Regions from separate parts of the Homo sapiens genome. Here regions 1 and 3 are each linked to region 2. Evidence: chromatin loops called from intact Hi-C (ENCODE). Cell type or tissue: endothelial cell of umbilical vein. All regions are shown on one strand.

The links. A loop is a pair of places that touch in the nucleus more often than their neighbours do. Peaks named below come from ENCODE experiments on the same cell type or tissue, not always from the same donor. Only the 100,000 strongest peaks of a DNase experiment are listed, where the experiment ranks them.
Region 1: it touches region 2 in a loop (7-fold over the local background); 2 of 110 quality-filtered maps call a loop at or near these places.
Region 3: it touches region 2 in a loop (6-fold over the local background); 9 of 110 quality-filtered maps call a loop at or near these places.

The regions. Positions count from the first base shown.
Region 1 is chr15:95,324,754-95,327,253 of GRCh38, forward strand. It overlaps LETR1 (lymphatic endothelial transcriptional regulator lncRNA 1), which reads right to left and starts at 2,347. Exons shown (of 4, transcript NR_034095.1): 1 at 2,077-2,347. In endothelial cell of umbilical vein, no CTCF peak of the experiment used is centred here; DNase peaks (open chromatin) are centred at 298, 1,288, 1,828 and 2,168; H3K4me3 peaks cover 1,953 bases; H3K27ac peaks cover 2,500 bases.
Region 2 is chr15:95,556,732-95,559,231 of GRCh38, forward strand. No RefSeq gene overlaps it. Among named protein-coding and RNA genes, the nearest start is that of LINC00924, 120 kb to the left of the region's middle. RefSeq lists an enhancer at 869-1,163. In endothelial cell of umbilical vein, no CTCF peak of the experiment used is centred here; DNase peaks (open chromatin) are centred at 350, 1,010 and 1,660; H3K27ac peaks cover 2,363 bases.
Region 3 is chr15:95,258,129-95,260,628 of GRCh38, forward strand. No RefSeq gene overlaps it. Among named protein-coding and RNA genes, the nearest start is that of LETR1, 68 kb to the right of the region's middle. In endothelial cell of umbilical vein, a CTCF peak has its summit at 1,489 (motif pointing right); DNase peaks (open chromatin) are centred at 1,633 and 2,033; H3K27ac peaks cover 1,585 bases.

The DNA.
Region 1 (2,500 bases), 230 kb before region 2:
TCCAGCCTAGATCATGATCAATGATCAACACTCGTAAAAGGTCAGGGTGTCTAATCAAAGACCAGATCATCTATCTCTCAAGGTAAAGCGTACAACATAATCCAGAAATGTGGCGCTGCTGGCCATGGAGAGTGAGAAAATCCAAGGGAAAGAGAAACTTCAGTTCCACTTTGGTGAACAGGAAGAATGTTCTGCTCATACAAAATGTGCAGCCAGCCTTCTGCGGGCGATCCTCAGTGGCTCAGGTGGGCCTGAAGGGGATGAACAAAGGCCACGCTCTGAAGGGGGAGCTTCTCCAACATGCTGGGCTTCCAGGTTCTGATAAAAACATTTTAGACTTCAAAATGTCACAGCAAGTCTATCACTTGCTCTCCAATTCCCGAAACTCAGTATTTTAAAAAATAATATGTAAATATAAATGCACCAACAGCAAATAACAAAAATCCCAAACTGCTATCGAGGTGTTAAAATGAGGAGTGATACATTTTAACAACCAGAATGAATACACTAAAATGCTAATAGAACTGAGTAGTGGAAAAGAAACAAAAAGAGAGATCTTGTTTACCCAATGTGGGTTCTGTGCATATGCTTGAGTGGAGAGGGGAGACAACTGTGGGATGGGGGCATAAGTATATCCTGTGAAACAGAACAGAATACTATCCCAGGAATCCCGTTCATATATCTCATGAAATAGAATCAAATAATATCTCATGTAGCCCATGAAACAGAACAGGATTGGAATGCACAGCTGGATGGCTGCACATGCCAAGGATTGGAAAGGTTTTCCCAAAATACCTATGTCTAACCCCAAAGTGCTTCTGCCTCCACCACACCCCAGACCAATCAAACCAGAGTATTAATTTTGGCATTTGTATTTCTTAAAACAAAAAACAAAAGCCTATGTGAATCTCACATGAAGACAGGTTTGAGAACCACTAACTTTAAAGGGAGAGACCCTTTTTAGGGAAGGGAGGTCCTTAGAGATGAGGAACCTCCGGTTTCCCAAGGGCACCTCTCCTTCTTCTGCAGAAATACAGCTCGCCTGTTTATTTCTCTTCCTTTTTGGCATTAGCAGTTCCAGTTGTTAAAGGCAGGAAAACTGGAGTCATTGTCTCTCTCTTTTTCATGATTTATGACTCAGAAGCAAGACAGGGGCAGGAGGTTGGAGGGTAATGCTTGCGGCTGTGGTTGCTGTTATTTTTATTTTGTATTTTTCTTAAAGAAAATAAAAGAAATATGCTTTTCTGAAAAATCTTGAAGCCTTGAAGCCACCTGCAGGGCTGTTGTTTTCCAAGGCCTTGCACTTACGTAATTGACATCTACATAGACACACTCCTGGAACATATCGGGGGAGGCAGGCATTCTGCTTGTTCTCATTTGTTCTCAAATTACATGATAAAATACATGTTTTGGACCTTTTAAACCAAAGGGAGTTATTGAGCCCGCTTACAAAATCCATAACATGTTAGCAGGACTTATCTAGCTGCCTCCACAGAATAGCCAAGCAACTCTACACCCGCTTTAGCCCCCACAAAAACAAGCGGATTGCACTACAAATAATTTGCCTATTTGGAAAATGAAAGCTTCTCTGTAGTTTGAGGTCCTATTTTTTCTTTAAGTTGTTACAGTCTTTTCATGGTCCTTGAGGTCTAGGTTAGGTTTTTGTTTGGGGTAATTTTTGTATCCTATGGATACTATTTAATCTTTAGTATTGAGTCAGTATTTCTCACTTAGGCCTTAGGGGAATACTGCCTGAAGTATGTAGGGGGCATGCGGAATTCAGACGTGGCTTGGAAACTGCACCATGGGTTCACCCAAGAAACAGACCAGAGGCAACACATTCTATCACTAAAACGTGTTCTCAGTTACACTTCCCTTCCAAAGGTAAGCATCTTAATTCTTCAACTTTTTAAGAGGCTAAACCCAGTGAGGGCCCGTATGTCCACAAATAGATGACACACCCATCCAAAGCACGCGTGTGTATTAAGGGACAGCGTGTCCTCCCACGTTCCAGCCGCCCCCCTGGCTGCCAGCCGCGGGCTCAGCGCACGTACGGTCCCTGTCACCCGAGCGTACCTGTCCCGTTCTGGCCTTGGAGAACGCAGTGGCTCACAAGGGCACCGCTAGCACGCGAGGCGCGGCGAAGGGAGCGGAGGGAAGCGGCGGGCTGTCGCGCAGGTGCGGCCCCACCTGCCGCCGGATTGGCCGCGGCGGCTGCGGCGCTCCGCGGGAGGAGGGCGGATGATGGATGGCCTGTCTGCCGGCCCGGGTCCGAGCCGCGGGGGCCGCCGAGGGAAAGACGGGCGCGCGCGCGCCGCTCCGTGCCCAGCGCAGACAGCGAGATGCCTGCACAAAAGGATGGGGCTTGGAATGTTTGGATTTTGAAGATTAGTTTCTATTATATCTCTGTGGGAGAAAGGAAAACGCGCTATGGGAAAGTGGAGGGCGAAGAACCCCCGAATAATTTCGGACTGATGTTTCACAAATCATTTCGCCAGGG
Region 2 (2,500 bases):
AGCTAAACAGAAAAACTACATGGGTGGGAGAAATATTTACCATGTATACACAACTCTCTCTCAAGCACACATAAAATACATTATTTTTTTATTGAAGAAAAAAGATATTAAAAAATCCAGTGACTGATTTTGCTTCTTGAACCAAATCAAATATTTTTTTGTCCGAGCTCTCATAACTGCAGTCTGCAGAGGTCACGGCCTCAACTTTCTCCTTCAGATGGTCTGCGAGTGGAATGTCCTTACCATTAAGGCTCCTTTTGTTTTCCTTGGGAGGGTTTTGCTTACACTGGCAAGCGGCTGAGACGAACCAAGGTTCTCTAGACTCTGTTTATTAGGTTTTTATCTTCTTATCAGAGTCTTCCTTCTTAAATCATGTCAGCATTTTACCACTCTTCAGGGATTCCTGGTGTTTTATTGTCTATGAACTGCTTGGGGGGTGGTCAGGGAGGGAGCTCGCCTAACAAATATAACATTTATAGAATAGTAGAACCAGAGAGGACGCCGCGCTCACTTATTATTCCCACACTCACCCGACGTTTCCTCTCCCCCTGCGGGTGAGGAGCCCCCGGGAAGCCCCTTGCCAGCTCAGCCCACGCTTATTTGTCAACGAAGTGACATGGCTTCTCTGTGGACAACCTGCTTTTCAGTTATTTTGAGTGGCTCTTTAAGCCCATATGTACTTGCTTAAGCCATTTTCAATCATCCAAAGAGACCATCGGGTGAGTGGGCGATTGCTTTGAACTTGAGAACATTATTGGGTTTCATTCGCAGATGTAATCTGGATGTAGGGGGTCCGTTTCTATACCTGCTTTTCCTACCACATCGGATTCAGACTTTAAAATAGCCTCATGCCAAAGTGTCCAAACTTCGTAGTCTAAGCACAAGGTTCGGAGGGAAGGTGAGAAAAATTGCCTAGCTTTAGCTAAGGCAGGGTTTTTATGGGGCAGTGGAGGGAGGTGGCCAGAAACCAGGAAGACAAGAGGAATGCTCACTGCTGGGAAAGTGAGTCATCTCTTTTCCCTTTCATTGCTACCCACATGACTCATCATAGTATTATATTTTTAACCATAGGCTGATTATGTCTAGTCACATGTGTTTAAAACAAGTTCTAAAAATAAGGTTAATTAGGAAAAAAACACCTTGTCAGAAAAAAAAAATCCACATCTTTTCATTGAGGTCATAAAGTGACTTTATTGTTATTAATACATATTGGTTTCAAAAGTGGTAAAAACCGTAAGACAATGGCAATAAAACAACTCCTAAAGAGGCATGAGGTTCTAAGGCAGTAGATTATGCTGATATGTGAATTCTTATAGATATAAATTAATTCTATGTATTAGGTTGGTGCAAAAGTAATTGTGGCTTCTGCCATAAGCTCATATAAGATGAGAGTTTGATCTACAAGGGGGGATTATAGTTATTAAAGAGCATTAAACTGCTTTCTAATGTTCATCTATCCTTTCAAAAAATATTTATTGAGTGCTTACCTGTGTGAGGCATTGTTTATCTTGGAATCCCCAGTCTACAGGGACATGGCAATAACTGCCTGGTGTACACACTGGTCTATGTACTCTTGTCTTAGTGCATTGTCCCGGAGAATATACAATTCTCTTTCTAGTGATGAGTAACTGTTTACTCCTACTCTTTGTTAAGACCTCAGGGTATGTATGTTCAGTATTCCATGGTAAGGAAGTCTGAATTCGATGGAGGATCACATGGGTTTCTTTTTTATTTTTTTCCCTCTAATGAATCTTGAATGACATTTCTTTTTCTTTAAGAGCATTTTCCCTACTTATTAAAGCAATAAGTTCTTGTGGAAAAGTGCTTAACATAACAGTTTCACGGCCAGCTTTCCCTTCCAGCTGATAACATCGCAGAGAAAGACGAACACAAGGCTTGGAAATTTGGGACTAAATGCTAACATGATTTTTTAGATAAAAATGAATAGTAATAAAAGAAGTTTGAAATTTTATCATGAAGACTTAAGTGCATTTTTCAAGTGAGTTTCTACTTAGCTTTTTTTTCCCCCTCAATTCCCTTATCGCTGCAACTCAAATTTGAGGGACTTATCGTCTTCACTAATCCATCACTTGAGCTTCATTTTCATGATTTTCTGTGACTTGAGTACTCCAACTATTTAGGGTTCCCCATACTGCCTCAGCATCAACATAATTTCACCTTCATAATTGATTGATTGTACCTTTCACAGAGAAAAATATGAATAAAGGCCTGGATTTTACTAGAATGTAAAAGATAATTGCTAATATAATAAAACACTTGGTAGGACTACTGCTCTCATGAAGTTTAACCTTCCAAGGCTTTCTAAACTTAGTAAAATTATATTAGTCATCTCCTTGTTGTTACTATTATAATAATTTCTTAAAGATACGATGGTTGACTCAGGGTTATTCATTTTTTCATCATTCATTCAGCTAGCATTTATTTATTAGCTGCTGTCTTCCAGACTTAGTGTCAGGTATTAAAAGGAAGAAGAACTAAA
Region 3 (2,500 bases), 300 kb before region 2:
TGCCTGCTTTTTTCTTTCCTAGGGCTATCTATACCCTTGACAAATTTGATGTTCAGAATTTTTGCCCTTTAGAAGTTTTTAGTAGAGTAATTTGAAAGACAGGTGCTCATTTAAGTGAAAACAAAATTATATATATATACATACATATCGCCATATTTTTCTCTCAAAAAGTTAAAAATGACTTGTGGATTTTGCTTAAACATTTAAAAATTCATTTTTTCAATGATCAAGAATTACCAAAATGATTGATATTTGTGTTGTTATTGTTTCTAAATATAATAGTGCTGCTTAAAATGGTCATGATATGCATTTACTTTAGATGACACTTTAGGTGACTTATAAAATGCATAGTTTAGACTGCATAGGCATTCTGAGTTTGCATTAACATAAAAAATGTGCATTCTAATCCCACTTAGGTAACATAGAGAAAAAGTCTACACATCAGGAGAAAACAACTAAAATGGAGATAGGAACTTGTTTTTTGGACACCTTTTGGCACCCACCATCACAGATTTTACAGTCTCAATTTCTCCTGCACAGATCCCACTGACAAAGGGTATTACATTTTGCTGACATCAGTGACCTGGCATCACGGAATTATTCCCTGCTTCGGTTTACAGAGGAATAAACCAGTAATTAATTATATATCAGAACATGAGAATCGACCTGGCAATAATGTACAGGCTAAGAACTCTATTTACATATGTAGGTTATTTAAAATATGTCTTGTTAAATAAATATTTAAAACACTTCCTTATTTAGCTTATACACTGTTTGGACTGAAGCTGCAATCCTCATTGCAGAATGTTCGAAAGAGTAAGAGTGTTGTCAGAGATTTTCATCTCTGCCTGACCTGCAAAATCTCCTCTTTGTGCATGGCAGGGCATACAAAAAATCTCTTTAATGAAAACAACAACATAAACTATCTCTATTGGCACTGACATAAATAATGAAAGTAGAAATTTCATCCTGAGAAAATCACAAAACTTATTTTTAGGTTGAGGGAAGTAGAACAAGAGGCCCAGGCATAAATTAATCACAATCGACATGACCACCTCAGAGAGAGCAGTTAAAAGTAGACAGTAAGGGAAACAAATGATTTCACAGAAAAATGTTCTCCTCGCTGTTGGTCTTTTTCCCCTTGTAAATATCCAGAATTGCTTTTAAAGTGGAAATAAAATAAAATACAGGACTTAAGACTTTTCCGTATCTCTCAAATCAATATACAGCCACAATTTTGAAACAACCATAATAATGAGAATACACAAGACAACTCCAATAATGTGGGAAGACAAACTTTGCAATTCACATCATGGCCACACTAAGACTCAGTTAGGGTCCCAGAAGGTATTCAATGTATTTCTGGGGGCTCAGAAATTAGCTTTTTTTGGGAGGATATCTCTATACCTGCAACTGCCCAGTTTTCTCCAGAGCATGTTTGCTCCCTTCAGAATGGAATCCCGACCATGACGATTTCTGATCCACCAGGGGGAGCAGTTCACCAGCACAAAACAAGCCTTCCCCAAAGGAAGTCGCTGAAGGCGCCTTTTCCTCTCAATTTACACAGCTGACAACGACTCTGATTTTTATCAGTTCTCCTAGATGTGGCACTCATATACCTCATACTGATTTCATATGCCTGACCTCATGCTGGTGGGATATGTGTTGTTCCATCACGGACACATATGCCCATGAGCAGGTTTTTCTGTAGGACTTGACATTCAGTCCTTGTAATTTATAGAAATTCCTTGTTTTATTATAGGAAGTAATTTAGTCTCTGCTTCTTCGCCAGCTTTTATGGACAAAACCGATAGATTTATCAAACTGCTTATTTCATACTTATTCTAGGGCAAGGACATAGTGGAGAAGCTGATCTTTGGGGTGTGTGTAAGGAGGTATGTGTGGGAGAGGTACTCCCCCGCAAGGTCTTGAAGCCAGGCATCTACCACAGCTTGCTGATAGCACCCCTTCTTTCTCCAGCAAGCCTTTTTCCTGCCCTCAGACTAGAGCCCTGGGACTCGGAAGGAAAACAGCTGCCAGAGAAAGGCCAGTGTTGGTGATAAGCTCTTTGTGTGCAAGCTCAGACTTGAGACCAGCCTGTCCAAACAAAACAGCGGTGGACTTCAGGAGAGCTGTGTATGGGTAGAGAACCTCAAGCCTGCTGGTGAAAAAGCCAACCAGAGGACTACACTAGCCCTTGTTTTGCAAATGGCTCCACAATCCACTGAAGGAATTTCCCTAGGGGCGCCAAGTTTTAACTTTGACAGAAGCCAGTCCTTTTGGCCCCTTATCCCAAGTCTCTACCCTGGCACTTCAGCTCACTGCTCTCTGACAGTCCTTACTTCTTAAGGTGTAGACTCTGATCAGCAGCTTTGGCATCAGCTGGGAAATTGTTAGACATGCAGAACCTCAGGCCCCATCCTGGACTTTTGGAGTCAAAATCTGCCTTAAAAAAAAAAAAAAAAACAGGTGACTAAAGTGCATGAAAGTTGAAACTATG